Linked DNA regions of Homo sapiens: region 1 is linked to region 2. A link is an interaction called in ENCODE POLR2A ChIA-PET data of the cell type or tissue named here. Cell type or tissue: PC-9. All regions are shown on one strand. Each heading gives the region's core, and the rest is flanking DNA. Links, peaks and the distances in the headings are about the cores only. Region 1 overlaps PTBP3 (polypyrimidine tract binding protein 3). Region 2 overlaps SUSD1 (sushi domain containing 1).

The links. Peaks named below come from ENCODE experiments on the same cell type or tissue, not always from the same donor. Only the 100,000 strongest peaks of a DNase experiment are listed, where the experiment ranks them.
Region 1: POLR2A ChIA-PET joins it to region 2 with 7 read pairs; 2 of 35 experiments call an interaction of 5 or more read pairs at or near these places.

The regions. Positions count from the first base shown.
Region 1 is chr9:112,296,023-112,298,522 of GRCh38, reverse strand. PTBP3 (polypyrimidine tract binding protein 3) reads left to right here. Exons shown (of 14, transcript NM_001163788.4): 2 at 607-691. The coding sequence starts at 658. Among named protein-coding and RNA genes, the nearest start is that of PTBP3, 36 kb to the left of the region's middle. In PC-9, for the core only: no CTCF peak of the experiment used is centred there; no DNase peak of the experiment used is centred there.
Region 2 is chr9:112,105,511-112,123,036 of GRCh38, reverse strand. It overlaps SUSD1 (sushi domain containing 1), which reads left to right. Exons shown (of 17, transcript NM_022486.5): 7 at 10,169-10,266; 8 at 11,197-11,383. Among named protein-coding and RNA genes, the nearest start is that of SUSD1, 61 kb to the left of the region's middle. RefSeq lists an enhancer at 1,972-2,543. In PC-9, for the core only: CTCF peaks have their summits at 9,700 and 9,899; DNase peaks (open chromatin) are centred at 9,896 and 10,296; H3K27ac peaks cover 2,500 bases.

The sequences.
Region 1 (2,500 bases), core at 1-2,500, 180 kb before region 2:
CAATGAAAAGACTTCTCTGAGTTACTTTTTAGTGTTGCCAGTTCAGATTTGGAAGTTGATCAAAACTCTTACCTGAAAAAAAGAGTAAATTACTTAAACAATTGTTTAAGAAATAGTCTGCATTAAAGATCATTTGGAGGATTAATGGATAAAAAGTTATTGATTATAAAGAATTTGGCCAGTATGGAAATGAAGTATATTTTCTACTTAAAAAAATACGTTGGTATTGAAAAGTCAGGATTCTTAGGGAGGACTGTACAAACTATTTGCATACAAATATATGCTACAAAAACAATGTCATAATGCAACCCCCTAAATATGGTTTGGCACTTTCAGATGTTATGTTTTGGAAACCTGCGTTTGGTTAGAAAGAATTTAAAGATTATGTCCCCATTTCTGTGGTGGCAGTTGTGTTTATATAGTTGTGGATTTGCAGTAATTTTTTCTTGCTATGCAGTTCATTTGATTTTGTGATTCTTGAGGAGTTCCCCCTTTAATGTCTTCATACAAAGATGAAGTAATATTATTAGCTTTTAATACTTTTAGTAAATATGGACCATTATCTAAAACTTGGTTTATTAACCAAACATTGGTTTTGCTTTTCAGCGGGGATCTGATGAGCTTCTTTCTTCTGGCATCATTAACGGACCTTTTACCATGAATAGTTCTACTCCTTCTACAGGTGTGTATGGTGAGTTTTTTTTTTTTTTTTAATATTTGATTTCTGTGGGTTTCAAATTGTTTTTTTACAATGCTCTTATTTTGCTTATATCATGTTGAAGTGCCACTGTTCATAACAAAAGCTAAAATTTGTTTCGGTAAAGTACTATATACTGTTTACATAGGTGAAATCACTAGTTATACCTCTCAAATTTTAAGGATTCATTTGGATCTAATTTGATGATTCAGTTTTTTGATTGATGTTCTTTGTGTTACATAATTTTGATAAAAATACTGTCAATAAATTGGTGACCCAGAACTATTGAGTAAAAGAGCTAGATCTAAAACTTGGGTTGAAGTCAGGTGTGGTGGCTCATGCCTGTAATCCCCAGCACTTTGGGAGGCCGAGGCTGGCTGATCACCTGAGGTCAGGAGTTCAAGACCAGCCTGGCCAACATGGCGAAACCCCGTCTCTACTAAAAATACAAAAATTAGCTGGGTGTGATGGCGGGAACCTGTAATCCCAGCTACTTGGGAGGCTGAGGCAGGGAGAATTGCTTGAACCTGGGAAGCGGAGGTGGCAGGGAGCCGAAACGTGCCATTGCACTTCAGCCTGGGGGACAGAGCGAGACTCCATCTCAAAAACAAAAAACAAAACTTGAGTGATGATGGACTTGAATAGAAGTATTAAAGTATAAGACGATACGTTTTAAAAATTGAAGTAATTTACGTACCATAAGGTACCACGTGATTTTAAAATAAATGTTCTTGAAATTTAGTGGCCGTAAAGTGAATTGAAGGAGTGCAGTACTGGAAAGAGAGTGAGCAGTGAAGAGGATTTATTATTATTATTATTATCCTTTATTTGGATTATTGCTGTAATCCTAATAAAGGATGGTAACTGGCACTGTGGCAGTGGTAGTGTGATGAAGAAAATTGAATAACTTATAGAAGATAAAATTGATAGTAATTGATGATTAATTGAATGTTTGAATAAGGGATATCACCATTGATTTCCAGGTTTTGAACTTGGACTTAGATAATTGGGTAGATGAATGGTAATGAATGGTTGTGCCATTCATTTCTATTCGAATGTAGGAAGAACAGAGTTGGACGACACAGGTTCAGATTTGTATATATTGAGTTTGAGTTTCCTTTGGAACATCCAAATGGAAATGACAGATAGGCAGTGGGTCCCTGGTCTCAACATCATGAAAGAAATTTGATAGTATCATACACAGTTGACAACTGAAGCCATGGACATGGAGAGTTTCAGAGAAGGGAGGGTTTCTTTATCCAGATGTTTTTGGAGTTGTAGGGAGGTGGGGATGAATGGACCTCCTTTTCCAGACCAGGAGCTTATATGGTGTTTGGGACCATGGGAACATAGATGTTCGGGAAAGTGAACAAGTATAGAGACAGAATGAAAAGAACTGGATCTACCAAGCTCATTCTAGCTTATTTTAATGTAACTATTAATAATAATTCTTTTTAAAAATGAAAGCGTTAAAGCATACAGGATACTAGAACAATGGTACGAAATTGTGACAGCCTCAGGCAAACTAGGACTTAACAGTCATTCTATTTAGGTGTTGTTATTAAAAAGTTAACATCTGATTCTGTCACCTAACACTAAAATTCTGTTTAGGTGTTGTTTTAAAAAATTCTCTTAGCTTAATGTGGGCATGTCTTTTTCCATGTCAGCTTTAAATTATTTCATCGAATTCAGGGGCGTCCAATCTTTTAGCTTCCCTGACCCACATTGGAAGAATTCTCTTGGGCCACACATAAAATACGCTAACATTAATGATAGCTGATGAGCTAAAAAACCATTGCAAAA
Region 2 (17,526 bases), core at 9,122-11,621:
CAACCAATCTCCAGAACTTTTTCATCTTGCAAAACTGAAACTTTATACCCATTAAACAACAACTCCCCATTTGCCCCTCCCCACAGCCCCTGGAACCTCACCCTTCTACTTTCTGTCTCTTGTGAATTTCACTACTGTAGGTATCTCATATGGTACTTGTTCATTTGAGACTGGCTTATTTCACTAAGCATAATGTCTTTAAGATACATCCATGTTGTAACATGTGTCAACATTTCCATTCTTCATATAGTCCATTATATGAGTATCCCATGTTTTGTTTATCCATTCATTTGTTGATGGACACTTGGGTGTGTGTTCCATCTTTTGGCTATGATGAATAATGCTGCTATGAAATGTGTGTACAAATCTCTCTTTGAGACCCTGTTTTCAATTCTTTTGGATATATATCCAGAAGTGGAATTGCTGGTGAAAAGGAGTCTTGAGGCCTGGTGCAATGGCTCATACCTGTAATCTCTGTACTTTGGGAGGCTGAGGCAGTGGATCACTTGAGGTCAGGAGTTCAAGACCAGCCTGGCCAACATGATGAAACCCCATGTCTACTAAAAATACAAAAATTAGCCGGGTGCAGTGGCTCACACCTGTAATCCCAGCACTTTGAGAGGCCAAGGCAGGAGGATTGCTTGAGCCCAGGAGTTCAAGACCAGCCTGGGTGACATAGAGAGACCCCATCTCTACAAAAAATTAAAAATTTGCCAGGTGTGGCGGTGCACACCTGTAGTCCCCAGTACTCAGGTGGCTGATGCAGGAGAATTGCTTGAACCCAGGAGACAGTCGTAAGCCAAGATCACATCCCTGTACTCCAGCCTGGGGGATAGAGCGAGACTCTGTCTCAATTAAAAAAGGAGTTTTGAGACTTCACTTCATATTCTAGCAATGCCATATATTAGCTGTGTGTCATTAGGCCAGGCATTCTGAGCCTCGGTTTCCTCATCTATAAAAGAGGGAAATAAAGTCTGTTTTTCTTACCTCAGAGAGTGTTGAAAAGGAATCGAATAAGATAATCTGTGGGGCGCATTTTAGAAAGCTGAAAGCACCATGCACATGTTAGTCTTTTTCCTAAAGTTGTTAGCCTCATGTGAAGATCTTCTCATGAATCAGAAGCGTGTACTTCTACATGATTCATTTCACACCTCTGCCTCTGAGGAACAAGGTGAGAAAAGGCAATGATTCTTACCATTTGTGGTGGTTGATCAGAAGGTATGACAAATGGTTGTCACATAGTCCCTGGGAATATATTTCTGGCTGTTGACTTGCTTGGCTCTGAAGACAGGTCTCTGAAGAGTGAAATCTCCAGGAGCTTTGATCTGGGTCTCTGGTTTGACTAGCAGCAGAATTGTGGTCTTGCCCACCAACATTTTCCATCGGAAATTCTGGCCAGAGCAAACAAGACATGTAGGCCCCTGGGGATTATTTGTCCATAGAGCAGTGGTTCATAACGATGTTGGGGATGGGAATTTGAGGAAATCTGTCCATTCATTCAATAGATATCTATTTAGCATACACTATTTGTCAGGTACTTTGTCGGCATGACCCTCTTGGAATTTACAGTGCAACAGGGGAAACAGACCTTTTCCCCAAAGGTATGCACATACACATACACATATAATGTTTTACAAGTAGCAAGGTGTTCCTGGACCTCTGAAATCCTTGAGTAAAGCATTCTTGGGATAGATGGAAAGCTCACCTCTGCTGTTGAGGCCCTGTATGTGCCATGCAATTCCTATATTTGGTTATCTCCATCGCGAATTCAAGAGGATGTAGGCCAGAGACTGCAATCAGAAAAACAAAGAAGGGTAGAGCTGGATAAGAACCCAGAGATACAATGCAGTCTTCTCTTAGAGAGGTCTCATTGACTTGCCCAGCCTGCACAGAGGAGCAAGGGCAAACGTGTAACTGACACCAAAGACTCTAGGGGGGTCCAGTCTTAATAATTGGAGCTAATGCCACGCTGGACTAGACTGATGGTCACTCCAACCTATCATGGCATTTGCAAAAGCATCTCCAAGAGTTATTTGGAGGAGGTGAGGTAGCTGCCTCCTGGAATGCTGAATTCAATGTTTGGGGAAGTATTCCCGACACAGAACAACTGCTGGAGTCACTTGGTAAGAGCTGGGTATAGCTTGTGAGCCTCAGCCATTTGCTTCATTGCTCAAGCTGCTCTGCCTCCAACATTCAGCAGTCAATGGGGGTATAAGAATTAGTCACCGCATGAAAAACCAGTGGATCTGCATGGGGCATAGTAAGCTATTAATTAGCTGATGCTTGTAGAGCACTTTGAAGAACAAACATGTTATGTAACTGCTAATTATAATTACCATCCTCAGCCTGCTACCTTTCACAAAGTCTGTGGCTCCAGCTGCAGCTGTTTCCATGGGTTTATGCAAGCTTTGATTTAAGAAAAGAAAAGGCATTCTCCCTGAGAGCTGTGATCTTTCTGTGAGGAGGCCTTTATGCCCTCAATCAGGATTGGCAGCTAAATTCAATTTCCGCAGATAAAGGGGATGATTTACATGCTGATTAATTCATGGTACAGTGCAGATGATCTCTGGGTGGGTAGGTAGGAGAGGCTTCTGGTAATGTAGTGAGAGCTGCTGATTACCATGGCTCTTGCTCAGCTACCCCTCTTCTTTTTTCTTTTCCCTGTTTTTCACTTGTTACCTATTTCTTCACTCCCCTCATCCCAACTGTCTCTGTGTATTTTGTTGTTGTTGTTGGAGATGGAGTCTCACTCTGTCACCCAGGTTGAAGTGCAGTGATCACAGCTCACCACAGCCTCCAACTCCTGGGCTCAAGCGATCCTTCTGCCTCAGCCTCCCAAGCAGCTGGGACTACAGACATGACCCACCACGCATGGCTAAATTTTAAAAATGTTTTTTGTAGAGACGGGTGTCTCACTATGTTGCCCAGGCCGGTCTCAAACTGCTAGCCTCAAGCCATCCTCCTGCCTCTGTGTATTTTATATTTCCCTGTCTTCGTGTTCACGTTTGGCTTCCCCTCTCATCTTTTTCTACTTTTCTGCTTCTCTCTGAATGCCTCCTACCTCTGTCCTGTTTTCACTGTTCATCTTCCTGTTTAGTTCCAAACTGGGTAGAATAATTTATCTTTACCTGGGTTGTTTGTAAGGAAGCCACTAGTCTTTGGGATTAGTAGCACAAATCGTATGTGCTTTTAATGGGGTGTGAGCTCTATCAAGCTGGTGGGACTTATTTTTTCCTGCCCCCTCCTTCCCCGCCAGGCCAGTTTGGACTGGAAACTCCAGACAGCTGGGAATTAGGCAATCACTTTCGTGTCTGGAAAAACCCCAGGTGGAAGCTTGATGTTAATGAGTCGGTTTACCTCAAGATCAAAGAGACTGATTCATTCTTGATAAGACTTTCCCTGGCTTCCATTCTGCACAGGCCATTTGGCTTTTCATGTTTAGAATCTGAGTTAATGATTATAAGGCTGACGCTCACTCACTCCACGCTCTCAGAAGGGTAACATCTCTGCTGGAACAGAGGCTGTTTATCGCTAGGATCCTTTCTGTGCCTCTAAACTGCTCTGGGCACTGCTCTGATGCCTCCAGGACTCCTGTTGGCCTCTGTCCCTTCTGTTTGGCTGGTGACCCTCTTCTCCAGCCCACTGGGTGCTCAGTTGCAGCCACACACATTTCAGATGGAACAGAAAGGTCAGCCGGAATAAATGGATACATTTACATAAATAGCCACATGGCCGGATGTATTGGAATATGTGAATGAGGTTTGGACCATCAAGCATTATAGCTACTGCTGGCTGAGCATGAACGTACACACCCAGGGCTCAGCTAGGGACCTTAATGCTCGATTTCATTTCATCCTCTTAAAACCCTTTTGAAGTAAGCTTTGTTATTTTCATTTCATAGATAAGTAATCTGAGACTCATAAAGGTTAAGTGACTTTTACATGGTCACTCAATAATTAGCAAATGGTAGAGCCAGGATTTGAACTGAGGCCTGTAAGCCCAGAAAGACCACATTCTTTCTCCTACATCAGTGTCTTCCAAGCTTGAATTATTTGTATACCACCCTGACACAATGTTTGCCATAATAAGAGTATTATTTACTTAGAGTGTTTCCTTAAACAACCTAACCTTAAATTTATAATTCAAATTTATTAAGGACAATATATGTGATCTCATGAGTTTGATGAAGTAGGTGTATTTTTCTGATATACACAAAAACTGATACATAACGAACAGATAAAAATGTATTCCTGGCTGGGCGCGGTGGCTCACGCCTGTAATCCCAGCACTTTGGGAGGCCGAGAAGGGTGGATCACCTGAGGTCAGGAATTTGAGACCAGCCTGGCCAACATGGTGAAACCCCGTCTCTACTAAAGATACAAAAATTAGCTGGGTGTGGTGGCACGCGTCTGTAGTCCCAGCTACTCGGGAGGCTGAGGCTGGAGGATCACTTGAACTCAGGAGGCGGAGGTTGCAGTCAGCTGAGAACATGCCACTGCACTCCATCCTGGGCTACAGCGCAAGACTCCGTCTCCAAAAAAGAAAAAAAGTATTCGCGTGCCACCAAAAATCATCCCAAAGTGTGCAATATATTTTACACTAACGTACTCTAAGCCATGCTACTCCTACTTATTTTATGTGAATCTAAGACTTCAAAGAAAGAAAGGAAACACATGAAAACTTTTATAGCCAAACATACATTTATTCAAGTAGGCACTGTGGGAAGCCATACCCTGATTTCTGTGGTGCTGCCATTATCATCATGTGTTTGCCTTGGAATCCTATTTGATAATGTCCTTTGGAGGTAGTTTATGAGCCGTATTAGAAGATCAGTTACATTCCTTTTGAAATCAGATGCTGTTTTGACTAGAAATGATGCTGAGCTTGCTTGACCATCTGTTTGGGTCACCTGGATTTATTCTCTATGACCTTTTGCTGTTTCCAAAAATAAAGAAAAAGGATATAAAATTGGAAACCAAGGGAGTACACTAGACCAGCCCCTGTCCTTGCACAGTGGGACTTCTGAAAGAGTAGTCTGGGCTCACTGTCTTATTCCCTCCCCTCCTATGCTCTTCTCAGCCTACTGGGGGGAAACCAGGCATCGAACACCCCCACTTCACTGTAGCATCTCACCAAGGTGACTGATGACTACCTAACTGCCAATTTCATGTTCCAGTTTCAGCTGTCATTCTTCTCAACCTTTCCACAACATTTAGCATTGTTGATCCTTTATCCATCCATTCAACCAGTTCAACCAAATAATACATAGTTTTTAGTATCTATATTTAAGGCACTGTGCTAGGGCCTGAGGATAGAGAGAGAAACATGGTCTTTGCCATCGTAAAGTTACATTCAGGAGAGGTGGTCATTATATAATGACTTACGTATTTAGTTACAAGTGTGTTAAGTACCACATACAGAAATACTAGATGCTAACAAAATACCAAAATACATAACATTATGTACATCTATATCTATATATACATAACATATATATGTACCTGTGTGTACACACACACACATAGAGTAAAGCAAAACAAAGGCTCTTACTTTATCACTCACTGAGACTTTCTCTCCCCAAATCCAGTGAGACTTCAGCTGGACACTGTGGGGGCCTCCTTCTTTTAAGCCAGAGAGGCCTCTGTGTTCTACAACTGGGCAGGCTGAGGGCCTGCTCTTCCCACCTCTACCCAAAGTCAAACCACAGATCTAATCCTGATGCCGTGGGCACTCCATGAGGGGAGAAAAGCCATGTGAGAGGAGAGAGGGAGATGGAGTTTGCACCCTCTGCCTTGACCTGCTCCAGGCCCTTCTTGGCTAGGGGATGAGGAGGCTGTGGGAGACTGGTGGGAAAGAAGGCTGATAATTTTCTTAAAAGAATTTATTTTTATTTTTTAGGGACAGAGTCTTGTTGTATCACCCAGGCTGGAGTGCAGTGGCACGATCTCAGCTCACTGCAACCTCCGCCTCCCAAGTTCAAGTGATTCTCGTGCCTCGGCCTCTTGAGTAGCTGGGATTACAGGTGTGCACCACCACACCTGGCTAATTTCTCTATTTTTAGTAGAGACATGTTTTTGCCATGTTGGCCAGGCTGGTCTTGAACTCCTGGCCTCAAGTAATCCGTCTGCCTCGGCCTCTCAAAGTGCTGAGATTACAGGTGTCAGCCACTGTGCCTGGCCTTGGAAGGCTGAGAGACACTCTTTCAAGTCCTTCCTTTCCTTCCTAGACATCAGTCACTCTACCAGCCTCCTGCCTCTCTTCTGCATTGCCTTTTTCCTCTGGTTCCCCCCTGGGTTTCAGTGTTTCCCAGTGTTCTGCCATTGGGCCATTCACTGTCTCTGTCCTACCTGCATATCTCACCTGCACCCATACCTTCAACTAACATTCACAGATCTATGACTTTCAAGAGTACTTTTTCCCTACATAGTCAGCAGATAACATCGTCACAGCCCAGTGCCTGGCATGGCAGGATGCTTGGCATTTGATAGCCATTCAGTTAGTAGTGAGCAGGGAATGAAAGAGCCCTGGGACAGCTCCAAAGAGGACTTCCAGAAATGTTTTCAGTTATCAGCACTATTGGAATGAGGGCATATAGTCTCCATTAAAAGGGCAGCATTAATGTAGATGTTGAATATCTGATTCTTTTATAAAGGAGTCTTTCCAACTAATTTGTAGGCACCTGGAGGGAAAAGCAACCAAACTTTGTTAAACTGCTCCCTGGGATGAAATATCTGACACCCCTATAATTGGATCTGGGTCCCATCTGTGCAGAGAGCATGGCACAGGCTGGAGGCAGATGGCATCTTTGAGATGCCATTTACAGTTGTCATAGTGAATGAGCAAGAAGGAAGGACAAGAAAGAAAACTCCTTTCTAATCTCTGCTTCGATGACAAAGGAACTGAGAGTAAAAAGGAAATTCGCTTTGCTGGCAACTCAGAGAGAAGATGAGGGCTGGGCTGGTGCCTTTTCTTTCTGGACCAGGTGGTGAGTTAGCATCAAAGGGATGTGTAAGTGAGCAGAGATGCCAAGAGCTCTGGGGCTTTGAAGGGCAGCAAAGAGGGTAGAGGCCAGAAATATCTGGGGCTTGTTCAGGCTGATAAAAGACTGGTACCAACATCATCTTTATGCTACCCAAGGGGGCGAACTGAAGGTCATTGTGTCTCTTAGGGTACCCATGCTCATAATTGGAGTATTTCTTTTCTTTTTTTTTTCTTTTTTTTTTTTTTTGCAATGGAGTCTCATTCTGCCGCCCAGGCTGCAGTGCAGTGGCACAATCTTGGCTCACTGCAACCTCTGCCTCCCAGGTTCAAGCAGTTCTCGTGCCTCAGTCTCCCAAGTAGCTGGAATTATAGGTATGTACCACCACGCTTGGCTAATTTTTTTGTATTTTTAGTAGAGATGCGGTTTCACCATGTTGCCCAGGCTGGTCTCAAACTCCTGACCTCAAGTGATATGCCCATCTCAGCCCCGCAAAGTGCTAGGATTACAGGCGTGAGCCACCGCACCCACTTGGCCCACAATTGGAGTATTTCTTTGATTTCAAATTGTGTGTGTTCTAGGGAGAAATACTGATATAGAGATCCAGGAATGCTGCAGACAGCCATAGGTGGCCTTTCTGGTATCTCGGCAGGAGTTTGCCTATTTTTCCCTCTCTGCCTCCATTGATTTTCACTTGCTAATAGATAACTTGGGCTTACCCAAGACCAGGTCATGTGGGACACAGAATCTAGGCATTGCTGCTGAAGGGATGATTTAGTAAAGATATAAACTCTTCTTTGGGCAGAGAGGTCAGTAGATCTGGGTCAATCCAAAGCTAGCATTGGTTCTGAGTACAGGAGAATAGGATTGGCCCTACAGGTACCTAAGGTGCAGGCTTCCTTTTGCACTTGGAGACTGCGAAGAGATTTACTAGAAGGGAGAAACGGGAGCTGAGTTGTGGAGAGTCATTTTCTGACATGGAGAAATAGCTTTCTCACTCTTCTTAGATGGGAGCCTTTCACTGGGTTTATATTTATTATGCAGTAGAGAATCAAATCCCAGGCACCAGGAGTGGGAAACAAGGGCAGTAAAACAGGGAAAGAAGGAGAGTCAGCGTATGATGCCTGATTGTACTGGTCTCCACAGAGGGTGGGCATTACCACATCTGTGTGACAGTGTCCTTAGACGCTGAAGAAACTAAGTCTTTGTTGGACAGCCCTTCAGAGGAAAGAAAGGAGGAAGGATTTCTCTACCAGCTCCTGTCCCCACAGGATTTTAACTCCCCTGCACTTCCAGATGGCATGTGCTGGGGTGTGGGTGCTGCAGCAGGGAAGTCCCAGAATAGGAGGCAAGACCTGGTCATGTTGTCAAAACCCATCCAGGGATGGGACAAGGAGCAGGGGAAGCTGAGAGAGGCTGAGGAGTTCTTAAGAGGTGTCTGCTTCAATGGGAAAGCTTGAGCTGGGGCTGTGGAATATCCCTTTTTGGTGACATGAGGACAACTTTCTCTGGGAATAATTATATGATAGCTTCTGTCTGCAGGAATTTTGTTTGTTTGTTTTTGTTTTTGTTTTTGAGATGGAGTCTCACTCTGTCACCCAGGCTGGAGTGCAGTGGCAGGATCTTGGCTCACTGCCACCTCTGCCTCCCAGGTTCAAGTGATTCTCCTGCCTCAGCCTCCCAAGTAGCTGGGACTACAGGCATGCACCACCATGCCCAGCTAATTTTTGTATTTTTAGTAGAGACGGGGTTTTGCCATGTTAGCCAGGCTGGTCTTGAACTCCTGACTTCAGGTGACCAACCTGCCTTGGCCTCCCAAAGTGCTGTGATTACAGGCGTGAGCTATTGCACCAGGCCTGTTTGTTTTTGATAGTATTGTAAATGAAATTGTTTTCTTAATTTCATCTTTGGACTGCTCATTGCTAGTATATAGAAATACAATAGATTTTTGTACATTGACCTTGTATCCCGCAACCTCACTGACCTCCTTTCTCAGCTGTAATACTTGTTTTGGTGTGGATTCCTTAGAGTTTTATATATAGAAGTATATAAGATTGTATCATTTGCAAGTAGAGATAGTTTTACTTGTCTGTAGGAAGTTTATTTTATTTTATTTTATTACTTTTGAGATGGAGTTTTGCTCCGTCACCCAGGCTGGAGTGCAGTGGTGCAATCTCAGCTCACTGCAACCTCTGCCTCCCAGGTTCAAGTGATTCTCCTGCCTCAGCCTCCCAGGTAGTTGAGATTACAGGCATGTGCCACCGTGCACCGCTAAGTTTTGTATTTTTAGTAGAGATGGGGTTTCACTATGTTGGCCAGGCTGGTCTCAAACTTCTGAGCTCAGGTAATCCGCCAACCTTGGCCTCCCAAAGTGCTGAGATTACAGGTGTGAGCCACTGCACTCGGCTGGGAATTTGATTTCAAAGAAATAAAAAGCTAGATCCCCTTTCGTTCTTCCTGTCTGCACAACCACTTGCGGGTTGACTGGGAATGCTGAAAACTATGTTACCTCAGGGAACCAAGGCCTTCATATGGTTTCCCACATTGCTGAATTCATTAGCTGGAATATATGCAGAATATTTAAAAGAAGCAGAACAACCCAGAGGAATCAGTGGCATCCTGATAGACCAGGATTAAATAGCTTCAGTTACAGGAGTCCCAGAAGTACCTAGGAACCTTGTGGAGAATTTCTTTAGTTTGCCCCAACCTGTTTCTGAGGCATGGTCCTGTGTGGTGAGACATGTCATTTTCCCCCTGGGGATAGCAGTGACTTGAAGGAGTTTCCCATCATTCTGCTGGGAAGAGAAAGGTGGAAGTAGGTCTTACCTGTGCAGTTGCAGGGAAGGTCTCACTGAGGACCCAGCTCTGGGCCTCATTCCATTCTACCAGAGTGGAATGCCAGTGGCATCCAGTGGCCTGTCAGGTGAATCACAGGTTAGAATTCTGACCTATATCCAAGCTGGAATCTTTCCTTTCCCTCTAAGTCAGGTAATGGGCCACGCTCATTCATGATGAAGAGAAGTTGGGTGATTGGCTTGGGAGAGCTTGCATTGCCTGACTCAGTGTCTGCCTCTGAGGATGAATGGTGACCAGCAGAGATACCAGCTATGCAGAGAGACTGATCTCCTTTAGAATTTTGCTAAAGCCCATTGATGCATTTTGTGAGTTGACTGCCTTTTTCTCTTTTAGAAATTCTGACAAAGATTAATGATGTATCACTGTTTAATGATACCTGTGTGAGATGGCAAATAAACTCAAGAAGAATAAACCCCAAGATCTCATATGTGGTAAGTAAAGTGATCTACTTTTTCCTGCTAGGACAGACACGTCACCCATGGGAATATGAGTCAGAGGGACTTGCTTCCGTGAGAGCTTCTCAATCTAATTGCTGTTTTTTTTTCTTTTTTTCTTTTATTTTTTTTGTGAGACAGTCTCACTCTGTTGCCCAGGCTGGAGTGCAGTGGTGGGATCTTGGCTCACTGCAACCTCAGCCTCCCGGGTTCAAGCGATTCTCCTGCCTCAGCCTCCTGAGTAGCTGGGATTAGAGGTGTGCACTACCATGCTTGGCTAATTTTTTGTATTTTCAGTAGAGATGGGGTTTCACCACGTTGGCCAGGCTGGTCTTGAACTTCTGACCTCAGATAATCCACCTACCTCGGCCTCCCAGAGTGCTGGGATTATAGGCATGAGCCACCGCGCCTGGCCTCAATCTAATTGCTTTCTGATCCCATTGTCATTTAAAAAGAGTGGATGGAATTTTTGAAGATATCTGGATGATTTCGTTATTTTGCATTTTGTGTTTAACATATTTGTCATTCAGCAGGGTGCATGTGTGGGGGATGCATTTATATTTGGCATCCTCACGATTGCTTGTTTCCAAGCACTTGTATTTCACTCCCCCAGAGCAAGCCCGGGAGCGTCTGCTGACTTGGTGACAGAGTGCAGCCAATGGTCCTCAGGTTGCAATTGTCTCCATTTGATCATTTGTGTGCAGGAGAGCACTTCCTAGGGAGATTTCTCATTTATGTCTCCTCTAGGGGTTTAATATTCACTGGGCTGATCAGACTTTATCAGCAGACCAGGTTTACCTTACGAATGCTCCCTGGCTGAGCAGCACAGTATAAAATAGAATAGTAGGAGAATGGGCTCCAGCACCACAAATCCTGGATTGTTTTGACTGGAGTCAGAGTGGGTTCTCTTGTCTTTTCCTCTCAAAGATATCCATAAAAGGACAACGGTTGGACCCTATGGAATCAGTTCGTGAGGAGACAGTCAACTTGACCACAGACAGCAGGACCCCAGAAGTGTGCCTAGCCCTGTACCCAGGCACCAACTACACCGTGAACATCTCCACAGCACCTCCCAGGCGCTCGATGCCAGCCGTCATCGGTTTCCAGACAGCTGGTAGGTGGAGGTGAAGTCTCATTTCCTCCTAGAAAATGCTAAGCACAGAATGTGGGGAAGTATGCTGCAGAATCAGCTGGGCTGGAGAGCTCCTATTTGCTGTCTGAGATTTATACTCAGATGTAGTTGCTCCAGCCACAGAACTAGAGCAGGTCAAGAGATCCGTATCCTCTTGGTACCAGGCTGAATGGGCTCTGGGGTATTTTTTCTCAGCTGAGCCCTCCGGGAGAGGTGGAAAGTAATAAAAAGGCATTTAAAAGGAATGCCTTTTAAATGATGATCAGTCCACTCTCAAATATCCAAGGCAACAGAGGGTAGCCATGTGGCTTATCTTTGGTAGTAAACTCAAAAGTCATTTCTGGCCAGGTGTGGTGGCTCACGCCTATAATCCCAGCACTTTGGGAGGCTGAAGTGGGCAGATCACTTGAGGTCAGGAGTTCCAGACCAGCCTGGCCAACATGGCAAAACCTTATCTCTACTGAAAATAGAAAAACTTAGCTGGGTGTGGTGGCACACACCTGTAGTCCCAGCAACTCGGGAGGCTGAGGCACAAGAATCACTTGAACCCAGGGGGCAGAAGTTGCAGTGAGTGAACCGAGATTGCACCACTGCACTCCTGCCTGGGCAACAGGGCAAGACTCTGTCTCAAAAAAAACCCAAAAAAACCAAAAAGCCATTTCTTGCTCTTGCGTGTGAAAGAGGAGGTGCCAGGGAGGCTGACCCAGCAGCTTTAAAGAGATCAAGTTGAGAGTGGGGAAGTGGAAGCAGGGGCACCCCTAGGGTGCAGGAGGGTAGGTGTTAGCTGAAAAAAGGAGTGGAATGAAGGAGCTTTAAGAAGTAGAAATAAACCTCATTTTACATAATTGTCATGTGGGTTTTTAACAACATTGTGACAATTACAGTAAGTTAAAAAAAAAAAGCTCTGGTTATGGGTATGAGGACTAATTAAATACCTTGTAGACAGGTGGGGCACGGTGACTCATGTCTGTAATCCCTGCACTTTGGGAGGCTGAGGAGGATTGCTTGAGGCCAGGAGTTTGAGGTCAACCTGAGCAACACAGTGAGGCCCCATCTCTACAAAAAAAAAAAAGAAAGAAAATTTAGCTTGGTGTGATGGTGCATGCCTATAGTCCCAGTTACTCGGGTGGCTGAGGCGAGAGGATCACTTGTTCAAGGCTGCAGTGAGCTATGATCATGCCACTGCACTCCAACCTGGGTGACGGGGCAAGACCCTGTCTCAGAAAACAAACAAAAAACCCGGTAGACAAACCTTGACAAGTAATTGATGTCATTTATTTATTTTTTGAGATGGAGTCTTGCCCTGTCGCCCAGGCTGGAGTGCAGTGGTGCGATCTCAGCTCACTGCAATCTTTGCTTCCTAGGTTCAAGCAATTCTCCTGCCTCAGCCTTCTGAGTAGCTGGGATTACAGGCATCCACGACCGTGCCTGGCTATTTTTTGTATTTTTAGTAGAGACTGAGTTTCACCTTATTGGCCAGGCTGGTCTTAAACTCCTGACCTCAAGTGATCTGCCCATCTCAGCCTCCCAAAGTGCTGGGATTATAGGCGTGAACCACCACAGCTGGCCGATGTCATTTATTATTTTGGGGGAGTTGAGAAAGTTCTTAATTAGCTGTTTGCTATCCCACTGAAACTGTACCTTAACCCGAGTAGCTGGGAATAGTTCAGCAGAAATAGTTGAAAAAGTCTGCCAATCTTAACAATATAAAACCAACTATGAGATTATACAAATTAGGTCTCTTGACATTTGTATATAAATAAAACAAAATTAATTCTTTGCAAGTAAATAATATGCAGGCAAAGATATTATAAAATTAATATGGTAACTAATCAGAGAAGTCTTACAAAATTATTAGTAAACTACTATAGGGAAATGTCTTTAAAAGATCATCACTCACCTGCCACTGTTCAGTGAGGATGACAGGTTGCTGTTTGGCGTCAGCTGTTTTTACTAATATCCAATTACCTGTTCAAGTTCCTTTCCCTTGGGAAAAACATGGTCTTTGGAGTCAGGCAGATCCGGTTTTGCATCTTAACTCTGTATTGAAGAGTTGGCTGATCATGGCTGAGTTATTTAATGTCTCTGGACTAAAGGGAATTGGATTATATTTGCAAGTTAATCTAGAGAGAATTAGGATTTATGTTGAGCCATCCTAACTGGGAGCAAGGTATGTTTCCACATTTACTCAGTGTCTACTCAGGTCTTCTGTTTATTTATGCACTGTTATAAAGACTTGTCATTTTTTTCCTCTAGATCCTGGACATTCTGTTGTCTGATTTCATTATTGGAGTTATGCTATTTTCCTTAAAATGAATTGGGAAGTTTTCCATTGTTTTTCCCTCTGGAATACTTTATATCATGTTTGAATTATTCCCTTCTTTTAAAGTTGAAAACTTTCTCAAAAGATTGTTGAAGTTTCACCCCTTTCAGGAGATGATTCTTTAAGAACTTTGTCAATTTCTTCCATGATTTTGGGTCTGTTTATGTTTCTGACATTTTCTTGAGTCAATTTTTATATTTTTCTAAAAAATGTATATTTGGTTGATATACTACACATATTGGCAGAATGGCATATGGAATATTTGCTTACATCTCCTCTGGGGTCATAGGTTATATAATCCCAGGTTATTCTGACTCCTAAGTTTGGTTCTTTCTCTTTTTAGAGGTTGATTGGTTTGGGTTGCGTGTTTTATTACTATTTTTTTTCCCCGAGGGATGAACTCTTGGGTTTTAAAATTGTTTTTCTTTTTCTAACTCACTAATTTCTCCTCTTGTTTTTATTTTTCCTTCTCCATGTTTCTCTCTCTCTTTTTTTTTTTCTTTCTTTCTTTCTTTTTTTTCTTTTTTTTTTTTTTTTTGAGACACCCAGCTCTGTCACCCAGGTTGCAGTGCAGTAGTACAATCACAGCTCACAGCAACCTTGACCTCCTGGGCTCAGGTGATCCTCCCACCTCAGCCTCCCAAGTAGCTGGGACTACAGGCGTGCACCACTATGCCTGGCAAATTTTTGTATTTTTTGTAGAGACAGGGTTTTGCCATGTTACCCAGGCTGGTCTTGAACTTCTGGGCTCAATTGATATGCCTGCCTCTGCCTCCCCAAGTACTGGGATTATAGGTGTGAGTCACGGTGCACAGCCCATATTTCTGTTAAATTGGTTATATTGTTCTGTTTCTAAATTCTTGAGTCACGGTGCACAGCCCATATTTCTGTTAAATTGGTTATATTGTTCTGTTTCTAAATTCTTGAGTTGAATGCATAACAAAATTCAGCTTATTTTCATTCGTTTCTGTTTGATAATAAAAGTCTTTAATGTTTCTTTCTCCCTTGCAGATTTGAGCTTTGGCAGAATTCTTTAGGCATTGATACATGTTTCAAGGCATGATATAATTGCTATTCTGATTTTCTGTTTGACAGAATAATTATTTATGAGTGTTTTAATATGTGTTCTCTTTACCCTTACTTTCAAAGCATTATATAATTACTATTCTGATTTCCCCTTTGAATAATTAATTACAAGCATTGTATACAGTGGTAGATTTTTTCTTTGTAACATTTATACTGTGTTGTTGTTTTCTAGTTTTATTACATTTTGGTATGTTTGGAGGATTTATTGACATTTTCTTGGGCCTTACCATTTGGCCAAGTTTGGTAATTTCAGTAGGTGCTAGATAATAAGGTAGAGTGTTTGCCTGTAAGGGGAATAAGATCTGTTATTAAGTCAACTTTATTAATAAGGTTATTCAGGACTTCTGGTTTTTGTTTATTTTTAACATGGATTGCCATTTTCTGTTCCTCTTAGAAATTCTTATTGGTTTGTTTCACACATTTTGATATGATTTTTATGTTCATGACTGATATCTTTATTATAGATTCTTTCGCTAGTAACAAATGGCTTATTTTAGCCTGTTTAATACCTTTGCCTTGAATTATATGTTGAAAGTAATATTGTTTTCTTAATTTATTTGTGCTTGCATTTGCATGATATGCCTTTGTCTACTTTTTTTCCTTCTTGAAAGCTATCTGAATAATATTACTATAAATGTACTCTAGGAGACAGCATGTATTGAGAGCTTTTCTGGAAAACTTTTATTTTTGATTAGATAAGTTATCCAACTTACATCATTGTTATTTGTGATATGATTTTCCTTTCATCTGTCTATTTATTTATTTATTTACTTATTTATGAGCAGAATCTCGCTGTGTCGCCCAGGCTGGAGTGCAGTGGCGTGATCTTGGCTCACTGAAACCTTGGCCTCCCGGTTTTAAGCGATTCTTGTGCCTTAGCCTCCCAAGTAGCTGGGACTACAGGTGTGAGCCACCACGTCTGGCCTCTTTTTTTCTTTTTTTTCTTTCTTTTCTTTTTTTTTTTTTTTTTTTGAGATATGGTCTAGCTCTGTTGCCCAGGCTGGAGTTCAGTGGTGCAACCATGGCTCACTGCAGCCTTGACCTTCCAGGCTCAAGCAATCCTCCCACCTCAGCTCCCAAGTAGCTGGGACCACAGGTGTGCAGATCACTTAATTTTTTCATTTTGTAAAGACAAGGTCTCACTATATTGCCCAGGCTGGTCTTGAACTCCTGGCCTCAAGGGATCCTCCTGCGTCAGCCTCTCAAAGTGCTTGGATTACAGGTGTGAGCCACTGCTCCTGGACTGTTTTTTCCCTTTTTAATGCTACTTTGCTGTGTCTTTTGTTTTCTTTTTGTTACACAGATTTTCTTTTCCAGTGAGTCAGATAGTATAGATTTTGTTTTCTTTTCTACAAGTGATCACATTTAAAAAAGACAAATTCTATTTGAGTGTGTATTTCTTTTTTCACCAGTGTTAAGACTGAAATATTGTTCACTTTTCCCTGAATGAGATAAGTTAGCATTCCTTTTATTTTTAAAACTTCCTTTTATTTCTTCCCCTCTCTCTTCTCTTAGGTTATTGGTTTAGTATAGCATTATATTACCAGTTTCTTATTTTTAACATGTATTATCTCTCCAAAGAGCTCACTCTTATATTGATTTATAGAAACCTTGGTAGCGATGATTTAACCTTGGGTACATGTTTTAATAGTTTCAGTGCTTACTGACAGTCTTTTCAAACCACGTTCTCTATTATTTCTCTATCTCTATTTCTCTCTCTGTGTGGTGATTTGCCTGCTCCTCAGGGAGGGAATGGGATACTTTCTGAGTCCATGATGATCTGAGAATGTCTTTTGTTGCCTTCACATGTGAATGAGAGCTCAATTGAAGATAAAATTCTTGGGTCATAAACTTTTGTTCTTGGAATTCTAGAAGTATTTCTTATTGACGTTGGGAACTGGAAGCTTTGAAAGAAGAGTTAGAAGGTGTGACTTTCTTTTAAAAAAAAAATCCTGGCCAGGTGTGGTGGCTCATGCCTGTAATCCCTGCACTTTGGGAGGCTTAGGTGGGCGGATCACCTGAGGCCAGGGTCAACATGGCTAAACCCTGTCTCTACTAAAAGTACAAAAATTAGCTGGGGGTGGTGGTGTGTGCCTGTAGTTCCAGCTACTTGAGAGTCTTAGGCACGAGAATTGCTTGAACATGGGAGGCAGAGCTTGCAGTGAGCCAAGATCGCACCACTGCACTCCAGCCTGCGCAACAGAGCGAGACTGTCTCAAATAAATAAATAAAATATAAAAAATTCGATGTAAGCAATTTGATTTTCAGCTTGTGTATCATGAAGGCTTCTTTAGCCATGAAATTTAAGACATTAATCATTTATTAATGTACCCGGCAAATGTTTATTGACCACCTATTATGTGTCTGATGTTTTTTAGGCATTGGGAATTCGAAAGTGACACAGAAGTCTCTTCATGAAACCTCCGTCTGGGTAGTGGACGGATAGAAATGTTCATGTTTTGCACTGAGCTTTCCTAGTACCCTGTGAGTTGTTGTTGTTGTCGTTTTGCGACTGAGTCTTATTCTGTCACCCAGGCTGGTGTGCAGTGGCGTGATATTGGCTCATTGCAACCTTCGCCTCCTGTGTTCAAGAGATTCTTGTGTCTCAGCCTCCTGAGTGGCTGGGATTACAGGCTTGTGTCACCATGCCCAGCTAATTTTTGTATTTTTAGTAGAGATGGGGTTTTACCATGTTGGCCAGGCTGATCTCAAACTC